Regions from separate parts of the Homo sapiens genome. Here region 2 is linked to region 1. Evidence: read pairs that join two places in POLR2A ChIA-PET (ENCODE). Cell type or tissue: PC-9. All regions are shown on one strand. Links, peaks and the distances in the headings refer to the core of each region. The heading gives the core; the rest is flanking DNA.

Region 1 (10,558 bases), core at 1,079-9,078:
CTATTTACCTTTCTCTCATAACATGAAAGTATTAATTTTTGTGTTTTCAAAAATCAACAGGTTCGTCACAAGGCATCGCAGAAGGTTTATGCTATGAAGCTTCTTAGTAAGTTTGAAATGATAAAAAGATCAGATTCTGCCTTTTTTTGGGAAGAAAGAGATATTATGGCCTTTGCCAATAGCCCCTGGGTGGTTCAGGTAAGCATACTAACTTTTATAAGTTTATTTCCTTTTTTTATGAGTGCTTTATTATTCATGAGTTGATTTTTGTGTGCCAAGTCTTATGCTTCATTTACATGGTAACAGTGCAGTTATTTTTAGGAGATTTGATTCAAAACATTTGTTTAATGTTCCAAAACAGTATGTCCACATAGATATGACATGTAATACTTACTTAAATTGTTGTATGGAAGCAAGTATTACTTGCAGCTTTTTCTTCTTGATAAAGAATTGGCTTGAATACCAGTATGCCATTGTTTCATACCCACTTATTCTTGTGATTTACATAGTAGGAACATAGTAAATTCATTGAATCATCTGGAAGGATATATACATATTAATATTCCAACATGGCACATGTGTACATATGTAACAGACCTGCACGTTGTGCACATGTACTCTAGAACTTAAAGTATAATCATTAAAAAAATAAAAAGTTTGTGTGGCCAGGCGCAGTGGCTCACACCTGTAATCCCAGCACTTTGGGAGGCCAAGGCAGGTGGATCACGAGGTCAGGAGATTGAGACCATCGTGGCTAACACAATGAAACCCTGTCTCTACTAAAAATACAAAAAAATTAGCCGGGCATAGTGGCACACACCTGTAATCCCAGCTACTTGGGAGGCTGAGGCAGGAGAATCGCTTGAACCTGGGAGGCAGAGGTTGCAGTGAGCCGAGATTGTACCACTGCACTCCAGCCTGGCAACAGAGCAAGACTCCGTCTAAAACAAAAAAAGAAGCTTATGTTACATTAATCAGCCTATCTTGAAAAGAAAAAAAACAACAAAAAACTTCCTACAATAAACATTTAGAAAATTCTACAATATTGTGGCTCCTAATTTTGCCTTTTATTTGACTGTGGGTTAAGGAATTTATGGTTCTGCTTTGCCTTCATTCTTTCTTTTTTTTTTTTTTTTTTTTTTTTTTTTTTGAGATGAAGTCTTGCTCTGTTGCTCAGGCTGGAGTGCAGTGTTGGAATCTCTGTTCATTCCATCCTCTGCTTCCCGGGTTCAAGCGGTTCTCCTGCCTCAGTCTCTCGAATAGCTGGGACTACAGGCATCTGCCACCATGCCTGGCTAATTTTTGCATTTTTAGTAGAGATGGGGTTTTTGCCATGTTGGCCAGGCTGGTCTTGAACTGCTGACCTCAAGTGATGTGCCTGCCTTAGCCTCCCGAAGTGCTGGGATTACAGATGTGAGCCACCGCACCTGGCCTTTGCCTTCGTTACTATTATATTTCTTCACTAGCTTTGCTTCTGTAAACATTTTTTTTATACTAGTAAGTAAATCTGCAGACATTTTTGAACAAGTGTCCTGAGTAAGATTAGGTATACACCAGTTCTTGTTCAGAATGCTTAAATGATCTGGGAGTTTGATACCTTGCTTGTGGAAGGCAGTTCAGATTCCCCTCCCCCCATCCCCCCCCAAAAAAAACCCACTTTTGACCATGTTATTTAGAAGCTCATTAATGTTGCTTTTTTATAAGATTGATCCTCATTCCTGCTCCCTCCCCCACTTTTTATTTAAATTGTAGGCAGTGAATAGAAATTCTGATATGTACAGTGAAACTAAAACTTCTATGGTAAATTCTATACCATGATAATTTTTTTTTTTCCCTTGAGACGGAGTCTCCCTCTGTCACCCAGGCTGGAGTTCAGTGGCGTGATCTTCGCTCATTGCAACCTCCACCTCCTGGATTCAAGCGATTCTCCTGCCTCAGCCTCCCGAGTAGCTGGGATTACAGGTCCTCACTACCACACCTGGTTAATTTTTGTATTTTTAGTAGAGAGACGGGGTCTCACCATGTTGGCCAGGCTGGTCTCGAACTCCTGACCTCAAGTGATCTGCCTGCCTTGGCCCCCCAAAGTGCTGGGATTACAGGCATGAGCCTCTGCGCCTGGCCTGCATACCATGATAATTTATCTGATTAAAGAATGATTGCAGTAAAGTATTTGTTTCACTTTTAGCTTTAAATTGCTTTCATAGTAGCGGATTGCCATTTCTGGTTATTTCATAAATTGATATTCTTTGATCTTTAATTCTGCTATGTGAACCTTTATAAAGTGTTAATTGAGATAGAAGAAAATCTGCTGATTATTGAAGTAATTGAGATAATGGATCTGAGGGAGCAAACCAATAGTGAAACATAGTACAATTGAAAAAGTAAATCCGATTATAATTGTGGCCTTTATATGCTTATCTCTCTGGGTAAAGAACAACATTCCATGCACCATTATATTTATGTGTATAAAATGTTTGACCTTTTGTGAAAACTTGTCAAAGTGACTGACTTATTTTTATTTATTGTTTTATTCAATGATTTTGAATATTTTCACAGAGTTGTACAACCATCACCATTACCTAATTTTAGGACATTTTTCTCACCCTCCAAAGAAGCCCTGGACCAATTAGCATTTATTCCCCCAATTCCACCTGCCCCCCTGCCCCTGCCAACTGCTATTCTATTTTATGTCTTTATGGATTTGCCTATTCTGAAAGCTTCCTATAAATCAATCACACAACATGTATGTATGTCTTTTGTGACATCTTTCACCTAGCCTAATGTTTTGACATTCATTCATTCATGTTATAGCATGTATCAACACTTAATTTCTTATTATGGTTAAATAGTATTCTGTTACATGGTTGTACCACACTTCGTTCATTCATCACTTAATGGACATTTGTGTTGTTTCTCCTTTTTGACTATAATGAATAATGCTGCTTTGAGTGTTCTTTCATAAGGATTTTGGTACATATGTTCACACATTTCTTTTAGGAATCTACATTGCAGTGAAATTAATGAGTCATTGGATATGCCTATAATTAATTTTATTGGACTATTTCAGTTTTCCAAATCTCAGCTCTTATTTTTAAATGACTATTAAATATTTAATTGTATTAATACCCCCACAGTTACTATACTTTTGTTAGAAATATCACTTTTCATTTTTGTTAATATAAATTAGCCACAGTAATAGGTTAAATCTTGGGCCTATCTGTATTTCTTAGAAATATATTATTAGGGTGATTTCTGAATTCAATAGATAAATATTGACATATTTTAAAAACTTTTATTCATTTGCGGGTAGAGAGGACTTTGTCTTTTTAAAGCCATTTATATATCCAGTTTGCTGTGTTTTTCTAGTGTTGTTATTTTTATGGCAAATGCTTCCTTGCTTTCCTTTGTAGTTTTATCACCCAGATGTGTACCCCTAAACACCTTAGTTTAGTTTTGGCATTAAAAAAAAATTTAAGTTCAGGTATATCTTTTAAATCTCTCAATGTAGAGAGTTTCCCTCTTCTTTCATTTACTTTTGTCCCCAGGTTGAAGAAACCTAGATTTTGCTGATCTCTTCTTGTGGTGTAGTTTAACATGTTTCTCTCTCACTTGTATTTTTGTAAATTGGTTGTTAGATATAGAGGCTTGATCAGATTCAGGTTCCACTTTGGAAGGGGACGGTATAGGACTACTTCATAGGCCAGGTTCATAGGCCACCTATAAGAAGACTAATGTCTGGTTATCTGGTGTGTTACCAGCTATTTGTGCTCAGTGTCTTGATATATCATTTATTAAGATTTGTCAAATGATACTTCAGTTCAATCATTCCTCCTTGGTTATAGTGACTGGAATACTTCTGTGAAGAAAAATATTTCTCTGTTTACTTGTTAAGTTACTCAGGGTGCAGTTCACACTGGAAGGACAGGATAAATGCTTTATTCTTTTATTGTATTTACCAGTTTTCAAAATAAGGGTGACCAATTTTGGGGGAGAATCAGTTTGAACTCATGGACTTAAAACCTGTGTGATATGTTTCAGTCCTTTGAATATCTTATTGATGCTCAAATTGTGGTACCTTTGACCAGTGGGATCAGAATGAGGTTGGTTTCTGAAACCTTTAACGAAGCCTTAATAATCTTTGATAGCTTGCTTGCAATGTGATGTAACAGGGTGCTCCAGACCTATCTTAAACATTTGCTGCTCTTGATGTGTAATTAACTGTGCTTGTAGGTCTGTCTTTTATACATGTGTGAGTTTTTCTTTACAATAGATTCCTAGCATTGGGATTGCTAGGTCAGATGGTATGCACATTTGACATTTTGATTGATAGCACCAGATTGCTTTGTTAAAAAATTTTTCTTTACAAGTTTACATTATCTTTGTACAATAGATGTTCTCTTTCACCACAGTTTTAGCAAATACTTGATATTGTAACTATTTTAAATTTTTACTAGTTGCATGCTTGAGAAATAAGGTGTTAACTGTGTTAAGTTGTACTTCCTTGATTACTTACGAGATTCAGCATCTTTCATATGCTTATTAATAATTTATATTCCTTATACATTAAGCCTAAAATATAATTTATATTTTTATAAATTTATAATATAATTTTATAAATAATACATGATTTATAATATAATTTATATTTTATACATCAAGCAAAGTATAAGGAATATAAATTTCATTGCTAATGTATAAGGAATATAAATTAGTAAGCAAATGAAATATGCTAATCTTTTATAGTGCACTGAAAAAGATTTCAAAGTAGTGTAAAATTTAAAGTAAATGCTATTTGCAATAATGTGATTTTTAAAAGTGGGATACTGAATTTGATTTACTAATATTTTGTTAAGTAGTTTTGCATCTATGTGCATAATGAGATTTGACCTTTAATTTAATTTAATTATTTAAACATGGGCTCTTGGTTTTCTTATTACGGTAAGACTACTCTAATAGACATAATAGGGAAGCATACTACTTTTTTCTGTGCTTTGATACAGTTTATATAAAATATAAACTATTCATTTCATGAGGCTTGAATGAACTTACTTGCAAAGCTTTCTAGAAAAAAATTCTTTTTTTTTTCTTTTTTCTAGAGACAGGATCTCACTCTGTTGCCCAGGCTGTATTTAGTACAGTGGCAAGGTCATGGCTCACTGCACCCTCAAACTCCTGGGCACAAACAATCCTCTCACCTCAGTTTCCCAAGTAGCTGGTACTGCAGGCATGTACCACCATGCCCTGGCTCATCTTTGGTAAAGATTGGGGTCTCACTATGTTGCCCAGGCTGGTCTCGAACTCCTGGCCTCAAGCATTCCTCCTATCTCTGCTTACCAAAGCACTGGGATTATTATAGACATGAGCCACTGCACCCAGCCTAATGATACATTTTTCCATTTTAAAAATGTATTATGATAAATTTCAAATATATCCCAAAGTAGAAGAAAAAAGTATATTGAATCCCCATGTACAGTTCACCCAGCTTCAACAATTACCAACCATGGCCAATCTCATTTCATTTATGCCAGGAATTGCAAACATTTTTTGGTAAAGGGCCAGATGGTAAATATTTAGGCTTTGCAACCTAAGAGGCAAAGTTGAAGATATTACATAAGTATTTATATAATGAGGAAACAAATTTCTGCACAGTTTTTATTGATAAAATTCAAGAGATAATAAATACAATTTTAAAAATACAGGTCTACTAATGACAAGAATGAAATTCTTTTCTGAATGTTTGCTCAACTGGGGTCCACAATTAGTGTTTCCTATCATCAAAATTAAGTGCAAATACTCATCTGTTAATGCTGGTGTGTAAAAATATTTTACATGTTCATCTGTGAAAATGTCCTTTCACACAGCTAGGTATTGCCACGTACTATAATTATCCACTAACGTATGATTGTTTTTTAAAGTTGTAGATTTATAGAAAAATTGAGCAGACAGTATAGAGTTCCTATCTATCCCCAATACAGTTTTCCCTGTTATTACAAATGTATGAATGAACCAGTATTGATACATTAAACTGAAGTCTTTATTTAGATTTTTAAAATTTTTACCTATGTTCTTTGTTTCAGGATCCCATCCAGAATGCCACATTACATTTAGTTATCGTGTCTTCCTGGGCTCTTCTTGGCTGTGACAGTTTCTCATACTTTCCTTGTTTTTGATGACCTTGACAGTTTGGAGGAGTACATGAATTATACTGTAGGATGTGGATGCTCCTCTGTAGGAATTTGTCTGATGTTTTTCTTATTAATTATACTAGGGTTATGGGTTTTTGGGAGAAAGACTGCAGAGTTAAAGTGCCATTTTCATGCTGTCATATCAGGAGTACATACTAATACATTATTTATGACTGTTAATGTTGACCTCAAGCATATAATTTTGATTTACCATATTTATCACTTGGAGAAGGCGTTTTCAGAAAATTTTAAAATTCTTCTTTTGATAGTTACAGGTTAATCATTTCTAATTGAAGATTAGATAGAAGAAGCCCCTTGATTGGAAAGTTCAAATAGATTTTGAAATATGGATATTTCCATTGCGCTTACATTTGGGCCAAAAATGCTGCTGCAAAATGAGGAAATTAACATTGATACATTACTGATTAATATTCAGATCCCAATCAGGTTTTCACCAGTTGTCCCAGTAATGTCTTTTATAGCAGGAGGATCCAGTTTCAAACCACATCACATTTATTTTCTTTCAGTTTTGAACATTTCCTCAGTCTTCCCTTGACTCCTCAACCTTTTTGGCTGTTATATCCCCCACTAGGCTGCCCCTTTGCTTGGATGTCCTTTGGACCCTGTTTGTGTTACCAACCACAGGTTCCTAGGGTCCCAGGCACTAGAAAGTGAAATGAGGCAAGAAAGTGTCCCAGACAAGGCTTTATTCATGGCTGATGTTAGAACACAAAGGAGAGCACTAGAGAGAGAGTTCTCCAGCTGGCTCCCTGAGGACAGGTCTTTTTGTTGTTTTAAGAACCATGATGACATAAATAAGCATGAGATACTTGAATGTCATTACATGTGCAGGGTGGAGCACAAGGTGTGCAGGCGCAGTGAGAAATCATGGTAGTACACACATGGCATGATAACAAAATGGTGAATAAGCTCCTCCCTGGGTGGGGAGTTTAGTATTGTAAGGAGGCAAGGGGTGGAGATTAGCCATTCTTCTGGTCTTATGCACATATGGGCGATAGGATTAACTCCCTTGAGTAAGATTTAAGGTGGGATGCTGTGTATTTTAGTTTCTTCAAGATCATACTTCAGTGAGTGTGGCACTTGATAAGATTTAGGGTGGGATTCTGCTTATCTTGGTTTCCTCAAATTCCAGCCATCATCTGGAAGGAAGGTCAAGGTAGGGGTAGAATCCCGTCCCTCCTCTCTCACTTGGGCTTTGGTATCCCATGGCACCCATCCTCACACGTGAATGGTCCTCCTTCCCTTTCTGAGCTCTGATACCCTCTGTGCGGCTTGACTTCTGACTCCTTTTATAGTATGTTTTGATGAATAGTAATTCATAATTTTAATGCAGTAAAAGTTTAATCAAACTTTTATGGTTAATGGCCTTTTGTGTTCAGTAAAATTTGTCCCTACCTTGAGAGCATGAAGATATTGTGCTATGTTACCTTTCTGACTTTTATTTTTTCCCTATTAATCTGTCCTATCATGGTCCATTAGGGCTCCTATAACAAAATACTATGAACCAGGTAGCTTATAAACAACAGAAATTTATTTCCCAAAGTTCTGGATGCTGGGAAGTCCAAGATCAAAGTCCTGGCAGATTTGTTGTCTGGTGAGAATCCACTTTGTTATATATGGCACCTTGTCTCTGTGTCCTCACACAGTAGAAGGGGGTGAATAAGCTCCCTTGGGCCTATTTTACAAGGGCAGTAAACCCATTTATGATGGCTGACTTCATGTTATGCTAACAAGGTGGCTCAAGTGACCTCCATGACCTACTCATTTTCCCAAAAGCCCCTTCTCCTAATACCATCACCTTAGGATGACGGTGTTATACCGTCATTAAGATTTCATATGAATTTTGAGGGAACACAAAACATTCAGACCATAGCACCTATGATCAGCCCAGAATGGATTTTTTAATAGTGTTACTTAAGTATTCAATTTTACGTGTTTCCATATGGATATTCAGTTGTTCCAACATTACATATTGACAAAACTTTCTGTTCCCCACTGGTGTATGTTAACTCCTTATGTTGTCATGCATTTATCCATCTGTGCATAGATCTGTTTTGGGGTTCTGTGTCTCACTGCATCATTTATCTGTTCTTGCCACCAGTAACACAATACTTTAATTAGCTTGGCTTACCTTGCTTGGTATTTATTGGAGTTTCTTAGAATTATGGGTTTATAGAGTTCATCAAACTTGGAGGTAGTTAGGCCATTATCTCTTTAAATGTTTTTTCTGTCTCAGCTTCTGTCTCCTAAGCCCCTATCCCCTTTCTCAGACTTCAGTTACACATGTGTAATCTGCTTGATGTTGTCCCATAGGTAACTGATACTCTTTTTCCCACCAGTCTTTTTTTCTTTGCATGCTTCATTTTGTATAGTTTTTTTGCTATGTCCTTAAGTTCATGGATCTTCTCTTCTACAGTATCTGCTCTAACTTCAGTCCCATTCTATTTGGCTTATTTGACTCCACAAAATTGTTTTGAGATTCATCCATGATGTATATCAATATTTCATTCCTTTTGATTACTTTTATTACATATATCCTTGTAGGGAGATGTGACAATTTATCTGTTCATCTATTAATGGACATTCAGGTTTTTTCCAGTTTTTCTCTCTTATAAATAAAACTACATTATTATTTCTGGATTAACTTGATTCTTTGAAAGTTGTTGTTGAGCTGTGGTAAATTTAGAGTTGTCTTTACTCTGATGGAAAATATATACGGTATCTCTTTTCTGTTGTTCTAGTGGCTGTGTTTACCATTTTAACATGCACATTTAAGTTTTCAAAATTAATTTTATTGAGGTATAATAACTATACAACTTTATTGAGGTATGCAACTTTTTATACCTTTGTAAGACAACTTTATAATAGAACTTTATGAGGTATAATTTGCATAGCATAAAATTCACCTGCGTGAAGTGTATGCTTTAGTGAGTTTTAGGAAATTTATAGCATTGTGGAACCACCACTACCATCTGATTTTAGAGCATTTCCACCATCCCAAAGTGGTCACTTGTACCCTTCAATGACATTTCCTATTACCCTCTGAGCCCCAGGCAACCATTAATGTGCTTTCTGTCCCTGTAGGTTTGCTTTTTCTAGACAGGTCTTATAAATGGAATCATACAATATGTTATCTTTTACATCTGGTACTTTTTCCTTAGCATACTGTTTTTAAGGTTCATCCACATTGTAACGTTTGTTATACTTCATCCCTTTTTAGTGCTGAATAGTATTCCATTGTATGGTGTGTTATAATAAATAATATATCTAGTCTTTGTTGCCATTTCTGGCACAGAGCTTCAAAAGCCCTGGAATTTCCTGAGTGATAGGAGTGTCTTTGTTACACCAGTGAGGTGACTCACGTGTCCTTCTGATAGCTTCAGGATGAGGGCTGACCGCTACAAAAGACCAAACACATGATTAGAAGATTAAGGCTTTTAGCTGCCAGACCTCCCGGGAGAGGGAGAAGGAGGTATTGGGGGAGGATTAGAGATTGAGTTTAATCATTCGGCCAGTGATTTAATTAATCATGTCTGTGTAATGGGGCCCTTATAGAAACTCTGGATACTGACACTCAGTGGAGCTTACTGGTTGGTGAACACATTGATGTTCTGGTGCCAGGAGAGAAATGCACTTTTATTCTACACAGACAGGGTGGAGAAGCTCTGTAATCTGTTCCACACTTTGTCCTGTGTGCATCCTTTATAATAAAACTGTAATCATAAATATAGCACTGTGCTGAGTTCTGTGAGTCATCCTAGTAAATTGTTAAGCCTGAGGAGGTTGTGGGAACCCCTGAATTTGTAGCCAGTAAGTCCAAAATATAGGGAACCTGGGGATCCCCAAAGTGCAGCTGATTTCTGAAGTGAGGGAAATTTTGTAGAAGACTGAGCTCTTCACTTGTGGGATCTCATACCAAGCCTTGTTGGTTAATGTCAGAATTGCATTGCAGAACACCCAGTTGGGGTGGAAACGGTATACAGATGTACTCCATGTTATTTGCTCATTTACCGGTTAATGGACATTTGAATTGCTTCCACTTTTTGGCCATTATGAATAATGAATAATGCCGATATGAATATTTGCTTATTAGTCTTTGGCAGATATATTTCATTTCTTTTAGGTAGGTACATAGGCGTGGAATCCTTGATTGTTTGCTACATTTATGTTTAACTTTGTAAGACATTATCAAACTGCTTTCCAAAATGGTTGTGCCATTTTGCATTCTCATCAACACTTAACTATTTTCTGTCTTTTTTAGTATAGCTATTCTGATGGGTGTTAAGTGGTATGTCATTGTGGTTTTAGTGTGCATTTCCCTAATGACCAATGCTATATATATATCACTTGTA
Region 2 (10,558 bases), core at 1,657-9,656, 150 kb before region 1:
CAGCTCTGAGTGGCCAAGAGCAGAGTGGGGCCTGCAGCAGGTTCAGGCTGTGGTGCAGGCAGCCCTGCCGCTTGGGCCATTTGATCCAGCAGTCCCTGCGGTGCTGGAGGTGTCAATGGTGGAGGAGGATGCAGTGTAGAGCTAATGACAAGCCGCCATGGGAGCATCACAACACAGGCTCCTGGGGGCCCGGAGCAAGGCCATGCCATCTGCAGCAGAGAATACATGCTTTTCGAAAAGCAGCTCTCGGTGTGTTATTGAGCCCTGATGGGAATGGGAGAGTTGCCCAGGGGATCTAAGTGAATGCATCTAGAAATACCCAGCATGATCTGGGCTCTCACAGAGTGATGGAAAAGGTTCACCTGGGATGAAGCCTGAGCTGGGGGTGAGGGAGCACAAGGAAGTTGTATGAGCAGGTGTCCCAGACCCCATGTCATCTGCCACAGCTGCACCATCACCCCTCCCTCAGCACACCCCCATGGCCATCCCGTCGGTGGGAGTGGGCGGGGGTGCCTTCTATACCCGGCTGAGAGTGGAGAAAGGGCCTGAATTTAATTTGCAGATGGTTTGGCTGGGTGCTGTGTGCGGAAACAAGCAGAAACTGGAGAGCAGCTGCCTTACAGCGACACTCAGGGACAGAGTGCTAAAGACAGTGGCCAGGGGAAACCCTTCTGATCAGGGGGATTCCAGCATTGTCCCTGGTCATGCACTTTGTGTGGAAGGAATCTTTGCCAAAGGTGAAAAAAATCTGAACTCATGGCAGTGGCAAGAGTTCACCTTATCACCTGACTTGGCAGACTGGTCAGGGGCCAGCCTAGAAGAATGAATGATCAGAGACCAGGAGGTCTGGGGGAGAGGCAGTTCATGGATATATGGAAATTGACATAAAGAATGGTGATCTTTGCATTATATATCAACTACCTGAAAGCGTTAGTCACGAAAGGGGCACGAAATAGCCAAGTAGGCAAAATAGCTCAGCCACGGATGTCAGCTAGCATATGCCATGAGCTATGAACTGGCAGAAGCAGAGATGACATATGGGCCCAGCAGCATGAACTCCCACTTACTAAAGCCAATCTGGCTATTGTGCACCGTGGCAGTCAGGGAGGAGTGTGGCTCAGATCTCCCTTCCAGAAGGAACTTGCTGGTCAGCGGCAAGGAGAGTAGTTAGCTGGCAGCATCCAGCTGAAGCCCCTTCACAATTCACTACAGCCCCTCCTGGGCGGCCCGGCCAGCAGTGAGCATGCTGGGAGCTTTCTATGCCCAAAGCAGGACCCCTCTGATGGGCAGTCTGCACCAGAACTGCCCATCGGGTTGACCACATTGTAAATGATCTCCAGGACAGTGTGGGGCTCTCCCTGCCCATTTTTGCCCTCGACACATTTCAGATCAGCATTGTGATCTGAAGCCTTCCCCAACCAACCCTCCTCTGTCACTTTTTATCTTTCAAAAATGTCTCTCCTCAGGAACCCTCTTGCATCCCCAATTCCATTCCTGGATCTGCTTATCAGAAGACCTGGATTGATACTCCAGGCCCAGAGACCCTTGCCAACATCAGTCATGCTACCAGGGCCCGTCAGGACCGCTGCCCACGTCCTCCCAAAGGCCGGCTCACACTGGTGTGCAACCCCAGGCCTGAGGGGCTGCCAAAATGCTGTGTACACGGGAATGGTCGATCTTAGCCATGAGCCTGGGCTATCCACACACGTGCCACAGCCCTCAGGCTGCAAAGTGCTTCCTCCTGGAGAAGGAGAACCGGCAGCCAGCCAGGGGGCAGGGCCAGCTTTCCCCACACAACACATTCCCGATGGAACCCAGGATTCTGAGAATTCTAAATTTGAATCTGGCCTTTCAAATTGTCAGGGTAGAAGGATGGGACACAGTGTATTTAACGGTTTGTTAGCGTGATTGATGACTTTCAGGAATTTATTTTAAACATATGAAAAGGGGACCTCCTTTCTAGTCTCGTCCTGGGCTATGCATTTGTTAGGAGTAGGCCTGGCCTGGAGATTCATTTATTTGGGTAAATGGGATATACTGATGCATTTCAAAATCACTTTCATCAGCTTGTTGCTAGCCATCCTGGTGGAAGAGTGGTTTCTAGAAATCCTCCTGAGGCCTGTGGTGCCCACTCACCAGGCATCATGACAGAAAGTGCAGTGCTCAAAGTCACACTGAAACAAATGCATTCTGGCTGTAAAAGGATGGGTTTGTGGGGATGAAGCAAGGCAGGGCAAGGTTGAAGGAAATGCTTCCAATCATGAATATGTAATGGCAATTGCAAGCAGAGAATTTGCTTGTCATTGATACCTAGTTGAAGCCATCAATAATAAAAAACAAATTTTGACCAACTGTGCTAAGGAAAAGACTGAATTAACTTTATAATCTCTTTATAGAAACAGAAAATACTACCACAAAACCATTGCCATAGGAAGAAGCTACTAAAATGCATGCAGCCAAAAAATGTAGGAAAAAGGTATTAGAAGCATAGAAGACAATTAATAAAATGTAGTACATTATTTTTCTAGATTTTGTGATATTTGTAGTATTTGTTCAGTTTTTCTTTTTTCTTTTTTCTTGAGACAGGATCTCACTCTGTTACTCAGGCTGGAGCACAGTGGCGTGATCACAGCTCACTGCAGCCTCAACCTCTCAAGCTCAGGTGATCCTCGCACCTCAGCCTCCTGAGTAGCTGGGACTACAGGCGTGTGCTACCACGCCTGGCTAATTTTTGCATTTTTTATAGAGGTGGAGTTTCACCACGTTGCCCAGGCTGGTCTGGAATTCCTGGACTCAAGTGATCTGCCCGTCTCCACCTCCTGAAGTGTTGGGATTATAGGCATGAGCCACTGTGCCTGGCCCAGTTTTTCTTTTTAATTGTAATTTGTTGTGATTTTTTTCTCCTAAGTAAATATCCCCTTTTATATTTGATGTGTTTGTAAATTTGTATTCTTCTTTCTTAAAAAGGACCCTCCACACTGAATAAGCTTCAGGCCCCACAACACCCAGATCCACTCCTGAATGAATATTATTATTACTAGTCAAAGTATTATTTTATCACATCCATGAGGGAGATAGAATTGCCTCTGTTTTACAGAAAAGTAAAGGCCAGGAGATGAAGTTGCTTACTCATTCTGACTCTGAATGCTTTTCCCGCTAGATTCTGGAATCTTCAGGCTTCTTGGCGCTCAGCCTGTTCGTTGATCCCCCTGCTGCTTCTACCACCCAGATCCCAGCAGGGAAAGCCAGAGGGAGACTAAATAGGAAGAAGAAGCCTCTCTGAATAAGCTGAGAAGGTTCCATAACGTCCCACTCTTCCGCAGCCCGTGGTCAGGGAGCTGGGGTGGGGGTGGGAGTGGCCGCACAGAAACCAAAAACCAACTGGCCCAAACAACCAGCTTTTGCAGGAAGGCAGAACAGGCAGTTAGGGGCTCCGGATCCCAGGCCAGGACCCTCGGACCTCAGTTAACGGCTAGTGTAGCTGAAGCCTGACGTCACCAACAGAGACAAGGAGGAGAGTAGGGAAGGATTACATATCTGTGGTTCTGATTTCCTGAAATAGTCCAGCCCTGCATGAAAGGTCTCTGTGCAGAGTCGGAGTCTAATCCAAGTTCAGGATGGCCACTAAGGGCACCTGATTTATCACTTATCTTTAGCCATGGGCCATGAACATTCCTTTGCTAATCAAGGCTGTTAACAACCCCAAAAGCGTTGCGTCTTAGAGCAGAAAGAATCCCAAGATCACTGAATCCAGGGATTCTTAGGTCCACCCTGAAGAAACAGAGAATCAATGAGTGACACTTCCAAAAGCTCAATGCATGCAATTTAAACTATCATTTTGGCCAAGATATATATTTTTCTGTTGTTAAAATGTCTTCAGTGAAATGATGGAAATAATGGTGGTGATATTTGCTAGTATTTATTGAGTGTTGCCATGTTCTGGGCATTGTGTTAAAAAGCCTTGCACAGTGTATCTCAATCACCATAAGAACCTTAAGAGAAAGACACAATTTTGGTTTTTTTTGAGACAGAGTCTCTGTCACCCAGGCTGAAGTGCAGTTGCGGGATCTTGGCTCACTGCAACCTCCGCCTCCTGGGTTCAAGTGATTCTCCTGCCTCAGCCTCCCAAGTAGCTGGGACTACAGGCACACACCACCATGCCCGGCTAATTTGTTTATTTATTTATTTATTTATTTTCTGGAATGGAGTCTTGCTCTGTCACCCAGGCTGGAGTGCAGTGGCGTGATCTTGGCTCACTGCAGCCTCCGCCTCTCGGGTTTAAGTGATTCTCCTGCCTCAGCCTCCTGTGTAGCTGGGATTACAGGAACCCACCAGCACACCCAGCTAATTTTTGTATTTTTTGGTAGAGACAGGGTTTCGCCATGTTGGCCAGGCTGGTCTCGAACTCCTGACCTCGTGATCTGCCCACCTCAGCCTCCCAAAGTGCTGGGATTACAGGCATGAGCCACTGCGCCTGGCCTAATTATTAACCCACTTTTTCTTCTGAATAAACTAAGGCTAGGGGAGATCAAACTGGTACAAGTCACACAGCAGCATGTCACAGAGTTGGGACCTGAACTCGGCAGGTCTGATTTCCTTGTGCCCGCTCTTAACTGTCACATCGCCCTGCCTCTGTAGATTAAATGCAGTTTTCAATTCTGACATCCTGATCTCCCCAAGTAAAAGTGTGGTGGCCGGGTGTTGCAGCTCATGCCTGTAATCCCAGCATTTTGGGAGGTTGAGGCAGGCAGATGGCTTGAGCTCAGGAGTTCGAGACCAGCCTGGGCAACAGTCTGTGAATCCCTGTCTCTACAAAAAATACAAAAATTAGTTGGGCATAGTGGCATGTGCCTATAGTCCCAGCTCCTCAGGAGGCTGAGGTGAGAGGATGGCTTGAACCTCAGAGGCGGAGGCTGCAGTGAGCCAAGAATGTGCCACTGCACTCCAGCCTGGGTGACAGAGCAAGACTCTGTCTTAAAAAAATAGAAATTTAAAAAGTGTGGCAACCCTGGGTTGGAACCTTGTGTTTTCTTAAAGAACTTATCCTGGCCTAGAAGTCTGGAGGCCTGAATGCCATTGGTGTAACTTGTCAGATTCATCTGACACTTGCTTGGGGAGATGTACTTGAGTTACCCAATGTCATCCAGCAAGTTGGAAGCAAAATTAGACAGGGAAAAGACCTGGCCGAGTAGAATTTCAGCATCTGTGAGATATGAAAATTTGGGAATTTCCTTTGGTTTGGACAATGGCTGACTACAGGAAAGGCAACCTCTAGAAATAAATTCAGAAAACAATTCTTTCAACCTATGTTTCCCCAGGGACATCCCGGCTTCGACAATGTACTTCTGTGCAGCTCCAGGAATGCCTCTGCATTCCTCAGCAGAGTGGGAATTTCCAGTCCTGGTTCCTGGAGGCGCGTTCTCACCTCTCCCTGCTGTACTGCCTCCCACTCAGGAACTTCTTTCCCGTTGGCTGTCTCCATGGTGAAACCAAGGGAAAGAGAGAGTTTAGATGGTTGCCATGGCAACAACAAAGGCGCTGTGGTTTCCTTGGTGATACCGGGAAGGTAGAGGCGGCAGGGCTCCAGGGATCTGTTCCCCACACCAGTTACCCTGCCTAGCTCACATCCTGGGCTGCCTGGATTAGGACCATGCATGACAATAATAGCAAAACCTTCCAGATGACAGACACTCTCAGGGCCAGTGAGGCAGTGCTCTGTTCGGACTGTGGGTCCAGGCACACTCGGTCTGGGGCATGTTATTTCACCCTTCAGGCTCTGTTGCCTCATCTGTAAAATGGGGCTAATCATAGGATCAACTCGTTAGGGTTATGAGGAAAGGAAATGTGAAGTGCTTAGCTTGTGGTGAGTGGGAGTCAATTTGAACCATGATGATTACATGGTAACTATTGCTATTACAGACTAATAACCCGTGTCAGTACAGTGCAGAGAGGGAGGCAAGGCAGGTTAATAAAGCCATCTTGGGCCAGGCGTGGTGGCTCACACCTGTAATCCCAGCACTTTGGGAGGCCGAGGCGGATGGATCGCCTGAGGTCGGGAGTTCGAGACCAGCCTGGCCAACATGGCAAAACCCTGTCTCTACTAAAAATACAAAAATTAGGCGGGCGTAGTGGCAGGCGCCTATTATGCCAGCTACTCGGGAGGCTGAGGCAGGAGAATCACTTGAACCCCGGAGGCGGAGGTTGCAGTGAGCCGAGATGGCACTATTGCACTCTAGCCTGGGCAACAAGAGCGAAACTCCGTCTCAAAAAAAATAAATAAATAAAAATAAGGCCATCTTGGAGATGAGGAAGCTGGAGGTCAGGGTTGGTAAGTGGGTCAGCCTGAGTCCCACCATCGTCAAGAGCTGGTGCTGGAGTGAGAAGTCAGGCATGTGGACCCAGAGTTCAGTGCTCTTTTCACCACACACCTACACCCCCCCCTCGAATGGTATACACTTGGCCACCAGCTGGGCCTGCTTTCCTCACCTCGATCAGAGACCCTGAAAGCAGAGTATCAGCCCCTACTCCTGCCCCATGTCACTTGGTTTGCACCATAGGCCTGGACCAAGGCCACACAAGCATCTAGATGATTCTCAAAGCAATTAAGAAGCACAAAAAGGGAAGACTGAGCAAATTCAGTGAAGTCTCCCCATTCCGTGATTACTGGGAATTAGTCTCCACTGAAGGCTGGGCTGCCGGTGACTGACAGAGGGCTTCACGTTTCAGTGAGTGGTTTTTGCATCATGTAACCTCTCCCAGCATTCCTCAATCATACAATTTACACATTATTAAAGTTTCACTTGTGTGATCTAGTCGTTATTTAGAAGGTGACACATCATCATTCTCGGAAGACTTACCAGCTTTAGAACTAACCTGATTTATAATCAAATTCTAAATTCCACCCACTTCATTCTAAAATGTGAGTTTGGATGACTTCATTAACCTCTTTGAGCATCAGTTTTCCTGATCTGTAAGAGGGGCACGTAATGCTATCTCTTGACAGATTCCTTGCGAAGCTGAGAGGTGCTGTATGTATAACACCTGGTACGTTAGAAGTCATTCAACACGTGGTAGCCTTTCTTATTAAACACAGACGAGCTCATCACCGTTCTCGTTAGTCCCCCATTGGGGTGGATGCCCCGTGGCGGAATCGGGCTGCACAGGGTTCTGTGACAAGGTGAGCTCAGGAATGTGTTGCTGACGTCAGTGCAGGCTCTTGCTTGCCTCACACGCAGGTAATTATTTTAGTCTTCAGCTGAATCATCACTCTCTAGGCCAGACAGCAAAGCAAGCTGCCTGGCTCAAATCTGCAGGGCTGTCTGGGAGTGCCCATCTTGGGGCCATTGGTCACAGCCACAGGGGTGGGTCCCTGGCTGCAGGTTTGGATTGCATGGTCCTCCCTGGTGCCCCTGCCTAACAGCATGGAAAGTTAATATGTGACCAAAACCCGCCAATGAACTTGTATCTCCTAGGAATTTGGGATTGAGTCCAAGAGAGAGTTTAGTTAGTATCTTGATGTGGTTAAAATGTTTATATATAAAGCTTGGAATGCAGAATTGGCCATTGGCCACTTGATCCAGGCACTTGATCCAGGGAAAGACACACACGCATGCGCACATACATTCACACAAGTGCACACACACGCACGCACGAATACACAGATGCAGAATTCAGGGACAGATATCCCAGATCATGTGTCTGATCCTTTCTGGGTCCTGGGAGCATTTCTGACCTTGGGTTTGGTGAAATACCTTAAAATACATTCTTCCTTCTGGATTTTGTTATTGTCGTTAAACTAGGTCAAGTTTATTTCTACTATTTGCCACCAAGAGAAGGGAGATGGCCTATGAAGGGCAGGGCTGTGCTGCGATACGTTGAAAGAATTTGATTAACCAAGGTTCTACTCCTCAGGCTTTCGTTTAAATAATAATAAAGAAACTCTCACATGCTGAGCAAAGGGATTATCATGACCTTTTCTCATAGCAGATCCTCCTCAGCAGAGGGACCTCTGCAAAGGCAGACTGACACCACTTTTCGAAGCCTCAGCAACCGCATTTAAGCAGTTACTGGTTTTCACTGTTGCCTGATAAGCTCAATGCCCTCCGGGTGCAGGAAAGATCTGGAAAGCAAAATATGAAATGCACCCATGTACTGCCTGCCGCGGTTAGGGTTTCTGACTAAATTAGTTCCTGTGGAAGCAGCAAGCAATGCTTCCCTCTATGCTGGAAGCTGTCTGTGATAGTCACCATAATCAATGAGAAAAGCCCAGGGTTTGGGGATTGCCCCAGAAAACCAGCCATCCATCCCCACCACCCTCCAGGATGGGGATTCAGAAGCACTCAGGAAAGTGCCCAAGATGACGGCCCATCAAGAAGTCAGCACCAGGCCAAAGGTCATGGGGCTCAGAGGGAGGAGGCTCAGGGGTGCAGGGCCACCTTTCCTGCCTCTGAAGGACTGTCTCGAGGAAGGAGTGGGAGGGAGGAGCTGGTACAGGTCGTTTATAGGCAGGATGTTTGTTAAGGAGTGCCATCTGCACCTGCCCTGGAAAAGAGGGAGGAAGGAAGCAGGATTGGGCAAAAGGAGAAGGTGAGGCCCAATGACAGACTCGCTGACCACAGAAAGCCCAGAAGCTAGAATGGCCCTCACAGCTGGTGAGCCCAGCTGACCAAGCCCTTATACCTTCCCCATTGGATGTGGGCCACCCCAAAAGGGCATGACCTTGGGCCAACCAGCTCTCTGCAGCTGAGGCAAATCCTGAAGGGGCTGACAGCTTTGTCTGTAGACAGCATTCCCACGAGCCAGGGAAGCAAGTTTTTTGGCGAAGGGGCGTCTGGGTGACACATCACAGTGTCCACCTAAGGTACCCCCTGCAGAAGGCAGAACAGAAACCACTCGGAGGAAACTACAGGAAGCCAGATCCTGGTGCAGGCTGCTGTACTGGCTGCAGCTGCTTGTCCTCTTTTTATTAGAATTAGTGGGGAGGCTATTAGGCTGAGAGAGCTCCAACACCTCAGGTTCCTAAGCAAAGAAAAGCCCAACTCAGTGAAAAGAGTAAAATGAAACTTATGCTTAACCAATCGCAAACTGCCAGCGAATCTCTAACTACAGGCTTTTCACTTTAACTAATCAAATATTTTATTTGTCTTCGTTGTGCAAACACCTTATAAAGGTTTTCCCCTTGCGTGGCCTCGACGGAATCCTGAACAGCTAGCAGTCGGGTGCTGCCTGATACATGAATTGCTGAGCTTAATGTTCAAATAAACTTGTTAAAATCCTAATGTGCCCATGTTTACTTTTAACATTGAACCTATATGTACAAAGCGCCCATATACACTATCCCTTTGCCAAACACTTGATAAACACAGTTCCTGTCCAGAGTAGATAGTGGAACAGTTCAAACACAGAAGTATTTTACTCCCCACTGTGTGCCAGGCATCTAGTCTATAGAGGCATAGGAGCTCAAATAAAATTTTAACAAGTAAAACTCTCACCAAAATTGTCTAGGTAAGATTTTTTTAAACAAAGATGCTGGTTGGCTGGGCACGGTGGCTCACGCCTGTAATCCCAACACTTTGGGAGGTTGAGGTGGGCGGATCACCGAAGGCCAGAAGTTTGAGACCAGCCTGGCCAACATGGAGAAACCCCATCTCTACTAAAAAATACAAAATCAGCTGGGTGTGGTGGCACATGCCTGTAATCCCAGCTACTCGGGAGGCTGAGGTAGGAGAATCACTTGAACCCGGGAAGCGGAGGTTGCAGTGAGCTGAAATCGCATCATTGCCCTCCAGCCTGGGCAACAAGAGTGAAACTCTGTCTCAACAAAAAGAAAAAAAAAAGAAAAAAGATGCTGGTTGAGGAATTAGAAAGCCTAAATTTGAATCCAGGCTCTGCTGGCTATGTGACCTTGGTAAAATCTCTAAGCCTGTCTGAGCCAAATCTAAAAATGGCAGTCCCAATACCTACCCGTGTAAGGTTGAAGCGAGATGAATAGGTTAACACGTAGGCTGGCACCGCCCATGACAGACAGCAAGGACGCAGACTGCTAGTGGTCTTTCTTCCTCTGATAACCACTCAGCCACTACGGATACTGTGAAAGTTATTGTTCCAACCAGAAGGGCCGTAAACTGTTTTTTATGGCCTAATGAAAGCCAGATGCCAAACGGGGAACCACAGAACCAACGTTCAGTCCTGAAACCTCTGGAACGCATGAGCTGCTTGGTGTCTGATGATTTCCATCACCCTTGGTCTAGAGATAGAGAAGAATTAAATACTTTATCTTGGGTGCTGGTTCAAATCTGGCCAAGGTCCACCTGGACTCAGTCATTCTGAGAGACCCTGGTCAGACAGCATCCTTGTGAAATCAAGTAAGCAGCTACTACAAGCAATCCAACACACACACACACACACACACACACACACACACACACACACACACACAGACAGCCTCACAGATAACTATCTGCAAAATGGGCAGAGCTCAGATTAAAACATAAAAACCAAACTCATCTTGAGGATGAGACAGAGCCATTTGTGGCTCTGATAATTAGAAGAATTGAAG

The links. ChIA-PET counts read pairs that join two places held together with the same protein. Peaks named below come from ENCODE experiments on the same cell type or tissue, not always from the same donor. Only the 100,000 strongest peaks of a DNase experiment are listed, where the experiment ranks them.
Region 2: POLR2A ChIA-PET joins it to region 1 with 5 read pairs; 4 of 35 experiments call an interaction of 5 or more read pairs at or near these places.

What each region holds. Positions count from the first base shown.
Region 1 is chr2:11,239,301-11,249,858 of GRCh38, reverse strand. ROCK2 (Rho associated coiled-coil containing protein kinase 2) reads left to right here. Exons shown (of 33, transcript NM_004850.5): 4 at 61-198. Among named protein-coding and RNA genes, the nearest start is that of SLC66A3, 89 kb to the right of the region's middle. In PC-9, for the core only: no CTCF peak of the experiment used is centred there; a DNase peak (open chromatin) is centred at 4,348.
Region 2 is chr2:11,386,743-11,397,300 of GRCh38, reverse strand. It overlaps LINC00570 (long intergenic non-protein coding RNA 570), which reads right to left and starts at 3,320. Exons shown (of 3, transcript NR_047499.1): 1 at 3,130-3,320. RefSeq lists an enhancer at 6,746-7,945. In PC-9, for the core only: no CTCF peak of the experiment used is centred there; no DNase peak of the experiment used is centred there.